Linked DNA regions of Homo sapiens: region 1 is linked to region 2. The links are chromatin contacts, found by Hi-C or POLR2A ChIA-PET in ENCODE. All regions are on one chromosome and are shown on one strand. Each heading gives the region's core, a stretch centred on a gene start or an enhancer-like site at or near the end of the contact. The rest is flanking DNA. Distances are from core to core; before and after follow the strand shown. Region 1 overlaps GALNT17 (polypeptide N-acetylgalactosaminyltransferase 17). Region 2 overlaps GALNT17 (polypeptide N-acetylgalactosaminyltransferase 17).

Region 1 (7,213 bases), core at 1,292-3,791, 72 kb before region 2:
TTTCTGTGTGTCTCTCATTCTCTCTCTCTCTCTCTCTCTCTCACACACACACACACATTATCTCATTAGAGAAAAATTTTTGGAAATGCCATGATTGTATTTGACCAACAGTTAAAAGTCAAACTTTTCATGGCTGATCAAAAGAATGCTTAGCCAAAGTCTCTTTATCTCACTCTCTTTTCCTATGTTCTTAAAAGAAACATCTGTTGGCTCTAAAGTACAAATGAGAATTAGGCTCCAAAAACATTGTTTCATACAAACTCTGCAAATAACCTTGTGATGTCTATAGGACAGAAACTGGAGACCACAAACAGGAATACTTCATTGTCTACCTTGATTCAACCATTTGCTGACTTTGCTAACAGAGAAAAGGGAGATAGCAAGAACAACTCAAATCTCCAGACAGACAAAAATACTACATTTTAGCCAAACTTTCACAATAGCTATAACCAGGGAGAAAATAATCTAGCCGATATTTCATTATCTTCCATTTCTCCTGTCAGAACCAACTGGGAATAGCATTGAGCAGTGAAACAAATAGTTCAAGAGGGAAAAGGAGTAATCCACAAACTATATAAACAACTGTTTTTATGTGCAAGAGTTGACAGCGTTTGAAATTGGAGCAAGGTCTACAATAACATTTCAGAGAACTGGTATCAGGGAAATGAGGTGAGTGATTACAAGGGGTTGCCTTAGCCCAAAGAGAATTTTATATTAAAAATCACAAAAGAACATGCAGTTTCTTCTCCAAGCAGTTCTTATGTCATTATCATGGAATTATATGCATATAAAATTGTTAAAAAAACAATAAGATGGATGAAAAACAGTCTTGTCAACCTTCACTGCTAATAACAGGAGTGTTTTTACTTTGGACCTGAGGTTTTAGCTGGCAGCAACTCAAAAGCAATAAAAATGATCGTGCTCTCTTCTTTCTTCTCTGAATTGAACATTTCAACTTTCAAGGCTCTTCTTTGCTCTCCGGTAGGGTGAAAAAGCAGACATGATTAACTCTATATCTTCTACATAACAGGAGAGACAGACATAGAGCTTAAATGATGTGGGGATGTTACAAGAGCAGTAAGTATCAGAGAAGAAATATCATCTCAGGCCTCCTCATGTCATATTGGTCACTGTCTGCCCTGTTACTGTGCCTGCCTCTCACCAAAGGGCATCCAGGCCTTAGGCTGCCAAGCCTCACAGGTTGTTGGCACAAAGTGAATCTAAACAGGGAATCCTGCTGTCGATTGTCTGAAGCGCAGGTTGAAGGGCTGCAGGAGAAAGAGCTTTATGGGAGCAGTAACTGAGGCTGACTTTCCCCCAAGACATTCCTGCCCTTCCATGTACAAAAGCCTGCATGACATCTACACACCTACTAGAATGGCTTAAAAAAATACCTGACAATACCAAGTGTCACCAAGGATGTGGAGCAACCTGAACTCTGCCTGATACATAGCTGTGAGAATGCAAAATAGTAGAGCCACTTTGGAAAACAGGCTGGCGTTTTTTTACAAAGTGAAACATACGCTCACCACATGATACCTGGGAATCCCATTCCTACGTATCTACCCAAGGTAAATGAAAACATATGTTCACATGACTGTATATGAATGTTTAATAGAAGATTTATTCATGATTCCCCCAAACTGGAAACAACCCAAATGTCCATCCATACTTCGGAAATTACTTAACAGTAAAAAAGAAAGAAACTCCCAATACATGGAATAGCATGTATCAAAATCATTCAAGTGAAAGAAGCCAGGCCCCAAAGGTTACATACTGCATGATTCCATTTCCAATGTATGACAGTCTAGAGAAGCAAAACCATAGAAATAGGGGACAACTGGCCACAGTGGCTCATGCCTGTAATCCCAACACTTTGGGAGGCCGAGGCAGGAGGACTGCTTGAGCCCAAGAGTTTGAGATCAGCCTGGCCAACATAGGGAGACCCCATCTCTACAAAAATTAAAAGATTAGCTGGGCATGGTGGCACCCATCTGTGGTCCTAGTTACTCGGGAGGCTGAGGCGGGAGGATCGCTTTAGCCTGGGAGGTCGACGCTGCAGTGAACTGTGATCGTGCCACTGCACTCCAGCCTGGGAGGCAGAGTGAGACCCTGTCCCCACCACTAAATAAAAAAGACAGGAAGAATTAGAGAACAGATCAGTGATTGCTAAGGATGAGTTGGAGACTGACCACAAAATGGGATTATTCTGCATCTTAACTGTGGTGGTAAATCCACAGCTACATATCCATTGCCAACACTCATCAAACTGTACACCCAAAAAGGGTGAATGTTATCGCCTGTAAATTATCCTTTAATAAATCTTAAATAAAAAACCTGAATGAGTGCCAGAGATTTTTTACTTCATTTCCGTGAGCTCAGATTCTTTCAAAAACTGCTCCTAGGCACGTTAGCCAAGGCTGTTTCCTGGACATGAGGTTATCTCAGAACAAACCGGGATGGATGAACAGGCCCAGGGAGCCACGTGGCCACTGGTCAGTGCCACCCCTTTGGGAGCTCTTCTACATCTCTGAGCATCATCACCCTGATGTGGAAAGCAAGGAAAATGCTAGACTGTGCCCCGTGCACCCTAAAGCATGATCATTTCTTGCACTGGAAGGCGCGTGACAGGAATCTGGAGTTGGGGTGTATGGATATGGCCCTAACTATGGGCTATTGTAAAGAAAATATGCAGCACCCAAAAGCAGGAAGTATTGAAAGCAAATGAACTGGCACCAGATCGTGATTCTCAGCTGCTCTAACACATTTGGAATGAGCAAGTCTTTAAATGCTTTTGTCAGCTTGCTTTAGGAATGAAATTTGGTATTATTAACACTATCCCGTATGAAACAATTATATAAGTGTAAATGGAAGATGTGTTTAAAGGGTCATGATGAAATTCCTAGAAAACGCTTTCCCAGTCTTTTTTTTTCTTTTCTTTTCTTCTTTTTTTTTTCTCTGATTAAATAAGGTCAGATAAGATGAGGACAAAACTAAGTCAGCAGGCAGAATTTAAATTACTTAAATTACTTTTCTTTCTTTTTTATTTTTTTTTCCTGCAGCTGAACTTCAGACTGTGGGAGGGAAATGAACAGCTTAAACCAAAGCTAAGCTCTTCTGTTCTGTATCAAATGGCAATTACTCTTCAACTATTTTTTTTCATCCGTCCACTCAGCAAACATCCACCACCTCAAACAAATTTGCTGAAAGAGGCAGAAGAGGGTAAGGGTTTGGAATGCATTTTATAAAAGGAGAATTGCTGAAGCCAAGTGATGCATACATTAAGTCCATTATATTATTCTCTTTACCTTATATATGTTTAGAAAATTCGTTTCTTTTTTTTTTTTTTTTTTTTTTTGGTGGGGTGGGGAGGGTACGTAGTCTCGCACTGTCGCCCAGGCTGGGGCAAAATGGTGCAATCTCGGCTCACTGCAACCTTTGCCTCCCGGGTTCAAATGATTCTCCTGCCTCAGCCTCCAGAGTAGCTAGGATTACAAGCGCCCACCACCACGCCCAGCTAATTTTTGTTATTTTTTTAGTAGAGACGGGGTTTCATCATGTTGGCCAGGCTGGTCTCAATCTCCTGACCTCGTGATCTGCATTCTATAATAAAAAATTGAGAGATAGAGGAGATACAAGGGGGGAGAGTGAGATACCCCAGGGACTAGAAGGTCTGAGTGCAGATCACAGTTCCTCCACATGTGCTGTGCACCCTTCAACACGTTTCTCAATCTCTCTGTGCTTTAGTTGCTTCTCTGTAAAACGGGGCTAAAAATAGTAACTACTCATAAGGTTGCTGGGGGTGAGTAAATGAGTTTAAAGCACATTTATTAAATGTGTAGGGCAGCAGGGAGGTAGGTTTATAAATGAATACTATGTGCTAGACAGAGAGAGAGGTGTCACACACACTCATGAAAATATTTCCTAAAGCCTGTAAATCAGTACAAAGCGTTTCAGAGAGTGTATTAATCTCTCTTCCTGAGTCTATCCCCTGCTTTGTGCTCTTGTTAGGTTTTACAACAAATTTATCTGTGGGGGACAAAGGCAAGGGCTCCATCCGTCTTCCATCACCTCCCCCAGCCATGCTATCACAGCTCTCCCTTCTCAGCCAGATGACAATCCCTTAGCCCTCCACTCACTTTCAGTTATAAGAGGAAAATAAGTTAGGAAACTACAACTCAATTTTAGGATTTACAAAGTGTGGCACAGCCTCCTGTGAACACTTCCATTCATGTCCAGTTCTCGGCTTCCTGCCCCTCCCCAGTCTAGGCCCCACGTGTGGGTCGAGGACCTCTGCAGACAGATGAGCAGTGGCATGGCCCTCCATACTTCCTCCAGCCCCTACTCCTTCTACTGCCTCCTCCAAGACCAAGGCAGACGAGAGAAGAGGGGAGAAGACAGAGCAAGGGAAGCAAAGGCTTATTTTTTAATAGACATGGTCTTGCTCTGTTGCCCAACCTGAAGTACAGTGGCGCAATCATAGCTCACTGCAGCCTCAAACTCCTGGGCTCAAATGATCCTCCCACCTAAGCCTCCTGAGTAGCTGGGACTACAGGTGTGCACCACCATGCCCAGCTTATTTTTCTTTTATTTTTGTAGAGATAGGGTCTCACTATGTTGCCCAGGCTGGTCTCGAACCCCTGGCCTCAAGTGATCCTACCACCTTGGCTTCCCAAAGTACTGGGATTATAGGCATGAGCCATGATGCCTGGCCACAAAAGGCTTAAACGCTTGCCTGGTGTTTTCCTTTGTTACCTCTTGGCAGTGGTCAAAGATGAGCCCTGTTAAAGGGCCCGGCTGAGGGTTCTCCCAGGCCCTGCTGTGAGGCTTTCCAAGCTACAGGGATCCCTGATATGGCAGTAAGCTCTCCAGCTGGCCTCTAGGGACTTTTATTGAACCTGCCCTTGGCAGCCTCAGTGCCAGATCCCCTCTGCAGCCAGCCTAATTCCTCCCTGTTCCTGCCTCCATGAGGCCTCAAGTCTCACATCTGCTGGTCATGCTAGAAGAAGCCATGTAGGCCACTCTATTGCTGCCCACCCTTCCTGCCTACCAAACTCCTGCCCTCAGAATTCCCCAAGCAGGAGACAGGAGACAGGCACAACCCCAACCTTCACCGAGGCTCCTCCAAGTCCAGAGAAGTCACATCAATTTCTTCCCTATTTCAGGTGATCCCAAGAATGCACTCATCAAACCCTGCTCTCGCCTATGAAGATGGACCTATGAGTGCCACAGTTCAGCCAGCACCCAGCCAGTGAAGGAGAGGCCAGCCTCCTCTGGCAGGCAGCCCAATCTCTTTTTTTTAATATTTATTTATTTATTTATTTATTTATTTATTTATTTATTTATTGAGATGGATCTCATTCTGTTGCCCAGGCTGGAGTGCAGTGGTGCTACCATGGCTCACTGCAACATCCACCTCCCCAGTTCAAGCCATCCTCCCACCTCAGCCTCCCCAGTGGATGGGACTCAGGAACATGCCACCACACCTGGCTAATTTTTTTTTTTTTTTGTATTTTTTGTAGACACGGGGTTTCACCATGTTGCCCAGGCTGTTCTCAAGCTCCTGAGCTCAAGGGATCCACCCACCTCGACCTCCCAGTGTGTTGGAATTACAGGCATGAGCCACCATGCCTAGCCAGCATCCCAATCTGTATGGGGGGTTTGCTTAAATTTCCCCATTTGACCTGGGGAGGAGTCCCTCCTGTTGGGAGGGAAAAAGAAACACCCATTCTTCCCTCCAACTTTCTCCTCCATTAACTCATCTTTTCCTTAGAGAGAAGTGCCATCCAGGCTGCAGGACGAATCTTGTGAATCCCTTGGTAGGTCCTCCACAGAGGCATCCAGCATCCCTCTGAAAAAATGGCAAACACGCCCCTATTGCTCTCAGCTTTGGGACATAAACCAGAATTCCCAAGTGAAAGGAACAGTCTCCTTCAACATCCCATGCCCTGTTTTTAAGTAAAGAAACCTGCAGTTCTCCACATGGACACAGGGAGGGGAAAAACACACACTGGGGCCTGCTGGGAAGTGGGGGTGGGGGCAGGTGGGGGGAGGGAGAGCATTAGGACAAATAGCTAATGCATGCTGGGCTGAATACCTAGGTGATGGGTTCACAGGTGCAGAAAACCAGCATGGCACTCGTTTACCTGTACAACAAACCTGTACCTCCTGCACCTGTACCCCAGAACTTAATAAAATAAAATAAGAAACCTGCTGTTCTCCATGGCTGTAAGGAATAAGCAGGATAAAGGGGAATAAAAGAGCCAGTACACACAGGAGACAAAGCAGGTTCACCATCCATCAGCAAATGAGCGCAACAGATATTTACCGAAATGGATGAGAGAAATATCTCAAAGGAGAGCACATTTCTGAAAATACACAGGCAAGAAGGCTTGAAAACTGGTGTCTGCTATTTCTAGCTGAATTATTCCTCCTTGATGAATTATTTCAAAGTCATTTCTACCTATTAGACTTATTTATGTCTATGTTAAAAACCACATATCCTCCTAGAAGAAAAAAAAAAAAAAAACTAGAAAATCCCTTAACAGGAGATATCAAAGTTAACTACTCAACCCCAAGGCTCATTCCAGGAAGGCGTGGAGCCTGAGAAGGGCATCCTGGCAATAGCCAATTGCGCAGCTCGCAAAGGACACCTACATCTTTATATACCAATGGGGAGCTCGACAGAACCAGAGCCTGGCTTGGACAGGCACCTTGCATGGTGCTGCAGAAACTTGCAGCCTAGCAAACGGAGTGAGGCAAGTCACTGTGAAGCACAGGGATGCAGCATGTGCTAACTGGAAAGCACGTTGCTTCGGGGATGGGCTTTTGCATGTCAGGGAAGGATTCCTGAAATTGTTGCAAAGACCAAGAAAAGTATGCCAGGCAACTGGAGACTGGAGGCTCTGCACACTTTCTCCTGGTTAATGACACCATTAAAAAATGACAGCATTTTAAACCTCAGAGTCAGTCTCAATGCCTCCTGGGTCTTCAGCCTCCTTTACTAAATTCTCACCAATTTTTTTCCCTCTTAGTTCAAGCCACCATCTCCTGCCCATCTCCAGTGACAATATTTGGGACCAGGCTCTCCTCTTCCCTCATGCAACCCGGTAGAGCAGCAGAGCTGGCCTTCCAGGTTGCACTTCTCTCCCCTTGCAGAGTTGAATTGTTCAATTCCCCTACAATACGCTCAATCATGACCCCCTATAGATAT
Region 2 (7,335 bases), core at 2,732-5,231:
AAGTCAAATACTGCGTAATCTCACTTATATGTGGAATCTAAAAAAGTCAAACTTATAGAAGCAGAGAATAGAATGGTGTTTACCAAAGGCTGGTGGCAGTGGCCGTGGGGTTTTGTTACAAAGGTTCGGTTTGACGGGAGGGATAAGTTTTGGAAATATCACAGCACGGTGACTACAGTTATTAATAAAGTATCACATATTTGAAAATTGCTAAGAGAGTAGGTTTTAAATGTTCTCACCATAGATAAGTATGTGCAATGATGGACATGTTAATTAGATGGATTTAATTGTTCCATCATGTATATAGATATTAAAACATTACAGTGTACCTAATAAAGATATACAATCATTACTTAATTAAATGTTTGATTCAACTACATTTTAAAAAAGAAAAATACTAATATGGAAAAAATCTTTGTGACATAAAGTTAAATGAAAAATTGCAAATATGCAACTAAAGCTAAGCTAGAATTAAAACAATGCAGACTTCACATACCTTTAAACAGAAATGTGTACACTTGAAAAAACTGTTATGGATGACTGTGGGTGAAAGTTTCACTTTCTTTTCTCTACTCCTGTTATAATATTGTCTGTGTGATGAATTATTTTAATTTAATTAAAATTTATCTAATTATACTTCACTGAAGCTACAGAATAAAGGTCTGCACTTTATGCTCCTTTTGCCCTGGAAAACTTTTCATTGCTTATTTATATTGTTTTATGTAAAATGCAATTTAAAACAGAAAAAAACGAGAGAAAAAAATACTATTTGGGGGAAAGGAATGAATAAAAGAGGATTTTCTTCATTGAACATTATAATATGTTTGAAACAAACATGTCATAAGGAGTAAAAAATACCTTAAAACCAAGTCACAGATCACTGAGAAAGAAGAGGCATCCCAGACATAGATCCCAAATGTTTAAAGAATTTAACTGCCAAAGTAGGCCAGGCGCAGTGGCTCACGCCTGTAATCCCAGCACTCTGGGAGGCAGAGGCGGGTGGATCACCTGAGGTCAAGAAATTGAGACCAGCCTGGCCAACATGGTGAAACCCCGTCTCTACTAAAAATAACAAAAATTAGCTGGGTGTGGTGGCGTGTGCCTGTAATCCCAGCGACTCGGAAGGGTGAGGGAGGCGAATTGCTTGAACCCGGGAGGCGGAGGTTGCAGTGAGCCGAAAGCATGCCATTTGCACTCCAGCCTGGTGACAGAGCGAGACTCCATCTCAAAAAACTAAAAAAAAAAAAAAACTGGCAAAGTAAAATAAAGTATAATTTCATGCATTAGGACAGAAATCAAACCAAAAAAAATGGAGAAAAACAAACTTAGATCCGTATCCAATCTAAATTTTGTGGCCAAAAAATAAGCTAAATATCACAAATCAAATAAGAAAACCTGGAATAAAACAAACAACATTGTCCTCCCGTGTAAGAGTTTTGAATGTGTATAACAGAAGAGAATCAGAGCAAAGATAAACATTCATTCACTCAATAAATATCTGAGTTCTCAGCAGGCATCAGTATTATGAGGCCAGAAAAAAACACATGAAAAGAAAGCCAATATGACTGGAAAATCCACACATGTATAGTATTAAGCCATACACGCATGCACACACAAATTATATATATATATATAAAAATAAACACACACACCCCCATACAAAGAAAAAATATGGTACCAGTTTCCTGCACATACACGAACACATAAACAGAACTCCTTTAATAAGCCAATTACTGAAAATGGATTTAATGATGTCAGTAATTAAAGAAATGCAAATCAAAACAGTGGGCACACTCTTTAAAATTAAAATTAGAAAAACAAAGAAAAACCATTAAGCCCAATTTTGGCAGAGAGATAACTGAATTGCCTGAATTCTTTGGGAAGAAAGTCTGACTAACTATATCAAGAGTGTTTAAAAATATAATCAGAATAATAATACATATAAATAACATCATATAAATGTACGTAAGTAATTATTTTAAAGAAGGAAAAAAGAGTTGAGTTTTGTTTTGTTTTCTGAGTCTAGATGCTAGGTATAGAAACATTCATTATTTTTAAAAAAATAGAAACGACCTAATAACTAAGTGATAGAAAATGGAAAAGCAATAAAGGTACATTAAACTGTGCACTATTATAGAGTTATCATAGCTATGTAGGAGCAGGAAAGAATATTTACTAAATAATGTAATGTGAGAAAAGCAGAAAAAAACTGAATATCCATAATGACTATAACCACGCAAAAAGCTCCATGTGTTTAAATAAAGATGGAACTAGGATAAGGAGAGATGAAAATAATTCAGGTATTTTAAGAAAAGTTTATAACTCAAGTTTTTGAACACTTTTGCAGGATGAAGGGACACAGAGAGTGATTTTAACACTTAAAATCCAGCCTCTAGGAACCATTAAAACCATTTACACCAGTGGACATGCAGTCACCTGGATTATTACTGCACCTAGTAGTAAATGCCAAAATGTGTCTGGTCAAAGGATCCCAAGGAAGGTGGTCTAGAATTATTTACATGGGTGCTCTCTAATGGTTGAGCATGCAGTGCAGGCTGACCCAGAGCAGATGCTCCATCAATACAAACACACCATCTACAAACATCTTGCACGAAGCCACGGGCCAGACTTACTGATAAAGACATGGGGCTTTCAAGCCAACATGATAACGTGGCAGAACTTTCTAAAACATACCATACTTATTCAGAGGAAACCTTCTTGTCATCACCACCAAGAGGCTATGAAAAGCTTCCTTGGAAGGAATTGATTTTCAACAAAAGGTACTTACTGGGTTAAAGACATTTGTGCCTTTACTTCAAGAAGTCAGCAGATTTCTCAAAACATTTTCTGAGGAGATGTGTGTTTACAAGAAAGGTCAATATTAATCTAATGGATTTAACTATTATCTCAACTCACTAGAAAGCAAGAAATGCACACTTTTCTGTAAGGAAGACAAAAAAGAGGAGGTTCTATTACAGTACCATAAACCCCTTGAGGATGGCGACATGGTCTTATTTTTCTTTATATCTCTATAGTCTACAAGTGTGTTATGTTGGATGGATGGATGGATGATGGATGAATATACATATGGATAGATGAGTGGGTGGATGGATGGATGGAGTGAGCTAATGGATAAGTGCATGGGTGGGTGGGTGGACACATACATGGATGGATGGATGGATGGATGGATGGATGGATGGATGGGTGGAAGGATGGACAGATGGATGGGTGGGTCGGTGGATGGGGTGAGTGGGTGGGCGGGTGGATCAGGTGAGCAGATGAATGGATTAATGAGCAGAAGGGTAGGCAGGATGGATGGATGGATGGATGGATGGATGGATGGATGGATGGATGAATGGATGGGGTTAGTGGATGGATGTGTGTGTGGATGGATGAGTGGGACAGAGAGGGTAAGGGTAAACAGATGGATGAATGGATGAGTAGGTGAGTGGGCCAGTGGACAGACAGATGATGGACGGTTAGAAATCCTAATCCACAAGAACCTGTGTAAACCACTTACATATGCCAATGGGTTACAAAAATTACAACTTTAGGAACAGTAGTGTTCTAACACAAGCCAAACAGGAAAGCAAACCAAAGATCTGGAAAATCATCCCATGAAAAATAAATAGATCATTTGCGAGATCTTTCAAAGAAGAATTTCAGGGCTCCTTGCCTTGTAAATTCAGCTTTAGCCACCCCCTTGGCCACCTAATCAAAGGACATGCAGCGCAGTGAAGTGCTTAAATGAGTCATTCTTGACAGATAAGACAGATGTATCTCAGCCACGGCCCGGTTATGCTCTGATAGAGGCCGCGGCCACATAGAGGTTCTCAAAGTATTATCCAGGACTAACAGTATCAACATGAACTGGGAACAGTTTAGAAAGGCAAAATCTCAAGCCCCGCCAAGACCTAAGGAATCAGAAATTCTGAGGATCGTGCCAGCATTTCATGTTTCAACAAGCTCTCCATGTGATTCTGAAACCTACTAAAGTTTATGAACCACGGCAGCCAACACATAAACGAAGGGAATGTGCTTAGTTTTGACCAGATTTCTTTTTGTGGGGAGAGAGAGGAGCAAAATACAGTCTCTTTATAAGAAAACATAGAGACCTTCTGGATGAAATGAAGTGAAAATTGCTTTGATTCTGAATGTTCGGCCACACCACCTGCAGAAACCAAGACTAAAATGGCTTGTCAATCTTAAGTACCTATCTTCCCAAGCTATAGCGTCGTTAATTAGGAGGTTCTTCATTCTTACAGGTCTGTGTTGGTGTCAGTCCAACTAGCGTCAGCTAGTGTCAGCTGGTGTTGGCCACTTACTGGTAGTCCAGGTTAGCTGTCTCCAGAGAAAATCCTGGAAGCTCAAAGACTTTTTGGCTTCTTCTCGATCTCTCTAGCGAAGGACCATGTTTAGTAAGTAGAGTCCAGGTCAGCAAAGAGCATGGAACATAACTCAATAAATGAAGGAAATGATGCCAAGAAACTGAAGGTCTTTCTGTTACTGCAGCAATGCCCAAATACTCACTACACCCATTTCGGTTAGTTATTGCTTTTGGATGGGAGAGCAGAAAAGAACCAACATTTGTTGGGGGCCACTATGTGCATATTTCTAATTTAACCCACACCATACCCACTTGAAGTTGGTATTTGCATCCTTTTTTTTTTTTTTTTTTTGAGACAGAGTCTCGCTCGGTCACCCAGGCTGGAGTGCAATGTCACAATCTCAACTCACTGCAACCTCCGCCTCCTGGGTTCAAGCGATTCTCCTGCCTCAGCCTCCCGAGTAGCTGGGATTACAGGAGCCCGCCACCACATCCAGCTAATTTTTTTGTAATTTGAGTAGAGACAGTTTCACCATGTTGGCCAGGCTGGTCTCGAACTCCCAACCTCTGGTGATCCGCCCACCTCGGCCTCCCAAAGTGCTGGGATTACAGGCATGAGTCACCGTGCCTGGCCTGCATCCCCTTTTTACAGAAGATTACAATAAATAAAGAAATTTGAAAGCAACATAATCATCCATCAACAGATGAATGAATAAAGAAAATCTTGATACATATACACAGTAGAGTACTATTCAGCCCTAAAAAGAAATAAGACCCTGTCATTTGCAACAACATGGATAAAACTGGAGGATATTATGTTAAGTGAAATAAGCCAGGCACAGAAAGATAATCATTGCTGACTCTCCCTTATTTGTGGAGGCTAAAAATTGAAACAGTTGAACTCATGGAGATAGAGAGCAAAAGGATGGTTACCAGAGGCTGGGAAGGGGAGTGGGGGAGTGGAGGAAAGTGGGGACTGTTAATGGGTACAAAAATATAATTAGATAAAATGAATAAGACCTACTACTTAAATGTACAACAGGGCCAGGCGCGGTGTCTCATGCCTGTAATCCCAGCACTTTGGGAGGCCGAGATGGGCGGATCACAAGGTCAGGAGATCGAGACCTCCCTGGCTAACACGGTGAAACCCCGTCTCCACTAAAAATGCAAAAAAAAAAAAAAATTAGCCGGCCGTGGTGGCAGGTGCCTGTAGTCCCAGCTACTCAGGAGGCTGTGGCAGGCGAATGGCGTGAAACCAGGAGGCGGAGTTTGCAGTGAGCGGAGATCGCGCCACTGCACTCCAGCTTGGGCGAAAGAGCGACACTCTGTCTCAAAAAAAAAAAAAAAAAAAAAAAAAGCACAACAGGGTGACTATAATCAATAATGTAATTGTTGCACATTTTAAAATAACTAAAAGAGTATGACTGGATTATTTGTAGCACAAAGGATAAATGCTCGAGAGGATGGATACCCCATTTTCCATGATGTGATTGTTACACACTGCATGTCTGAATCAAAGTATCTCATGTACTCTATAAACATATACACCTACTACGTATCCACAAAAATTAAAAATAAATTTTTTAAAAAAAAATTGGCGGGGCATAGTGGCTCACACCTGTAATCCCAGCACTTTGGGAGGCCAAGGAAGGCAGATCACTTGAGGTCAGGAGTTTGAGACCAGCCTGGCCAACATGGTGAAACCCCGTCTCTACTAAAAATATAAAAATTAGCCAGGCATCATTGCGCGCACCTGTAGTCCCAGCTACTCAGGAGGCTGAGGCAGGAGAATCGCTTGAGCCTGGGAAGCAGAGGTTGCAGTGAACCAAGATCACTTGAACCAAGATCACGCCACTGCACTCCAACCTGGGCGACAGAGCAAGACTCCGTCTCAAAAATAAATAATAATAATTTTTTTTTTAATTAAGCAACAGTCTCAAAGCCACACACTATCAAGTAGCATAACCAAGCTTTCAACTCAGGTATTCTGGGAGTCCCCAAGACCACCCCCAGGTCAATAATTCAGTAGGAGGAGACATAGGACTCAGCACATTGTACTCGTGGCTCTGATTTATTACAGTGGAGGATTCAAAACAGAAGCAGAAGAAGGGGCCAGGCGCGGTGGCTCACGCTTATAATCCCAACACTTTGGGAGGCTGAGGCGGGTGGATCACCTGAGGTCAGGAGTTCAAGACCACCATGGTCAACATGATGAAGTCCCATCTCTACTAAAAATACAAAAAAATTACCCAGGCATGGTGGCAGGTGCCTGTAACCCCAGCTACTTGAGAGGCTGAGGCAGGGGAATTGCTTGAACCTGGAGGCGGAGTTTGCAGGGAGCCAAGATCCTGCCACTGCACTCCAGCCTAGGCGACAGAGCAAGACCCTGTCTCAAAAATAAATAAATAAATAATAAAATAAATAAAAATAAAAAGCAGCAAGAGAGGGAACAGGCACATGGGAGGAGGTCTGGAGGAGACTGCGTGCAAGCTTCCAAGAGTTCTACCCCAGTGAAGTCACAGGGGATGCTGCTAATCCCTCCAGTAAGGAGTTCTGACAACACATGAGAAGAGTTTCCCATTAGAGAAGCTCATTAGGGAGTTAGTATGCAAGATTTTTATTGGGGGCTGGTCATAAGTGTCAAGAAACATTGGCTTATAGATTTGTATTAATCTATGGCTACTCATGAAATAATGGTTAAGATGATAGGCTCGGCTGGGTGCCTGTAACCCCAGCGCTTTGAGAGGATGAGGTGGGAGGATTGCTTGAGCTTAGGAGTTCCAGATGAGCCTGGGCAACACAGCAAGACTCTATCTCTACAAAAAAATTTAAAAATTAGCCAAGCATGGTGGCATGTGCCTGTAGTCCCAGCTACTTAGGAGGCTGAGGAGAGAGGGTCACTGGAGCCCAGGAGTCCGAGGGTGCAGTAAGCCATGATTGCAACACTGAACTCCAGTCTGGGTGACAGAGTGAGATCCCAACTCTACAAAAAAAATTAAAATATTAGC

The links. A loop is a pair of places that touch in the nucleus more often than their neighbours do. ChIA-PET counts read pairs that join two places held with the same protein, here RNA polymerase II (POLR2A). Pooled maps may share reads with other maps.
Region 1: a pooled map shows a loop between it and region 2 (2.2-fold over the local background). The contact joins two enhancer-like sites. A Hi-C loop is called at or near these places in 1 of 50 pooled maps. POLR2A ChIA-PET finds 5 or more read pairs at or near these places in 3 of 52 experiments (H1, HEK293 and WTC11).

Annotation. Positions count from the first base shown.
Region 1 is chr7:71,266,684-71,273,896 of GRCh38, reverse strand. The region is part of intron 1 of GALNT17 (polypeptide N-acetylgalactosaminyltransferase 17); the gene reads right to left. Among named protein-coding and RNA genes, the nearest start is that of MIR3914-2, 37 kb to the left of the region's middle. Within about 2 kb of position 2,541, at least 4 of the 41 ENCODE cell types and tissues checked have a DNase peak (open chromatin) inside an H3K27ac peak, as active enhancers do.
Region 2 is chr7:71,195,542-71,202,876 of GRCh38, reverse strand. All of the region lies in intron 1 of GALNT17 (polypeptide N-acetylgalactosaminyltransferase 17), which reads right to left. Among named protein-coding and RNA genes, the nearest start is that of GALNT17, 67 kb to the right of the region's middle. Within about 2 kb of position 3,981, at least 4 of the 41 ENCODE cell types and tissues checked have a DNase peak (open chromatin) inside an H3K27ac peak, as active enhancers do.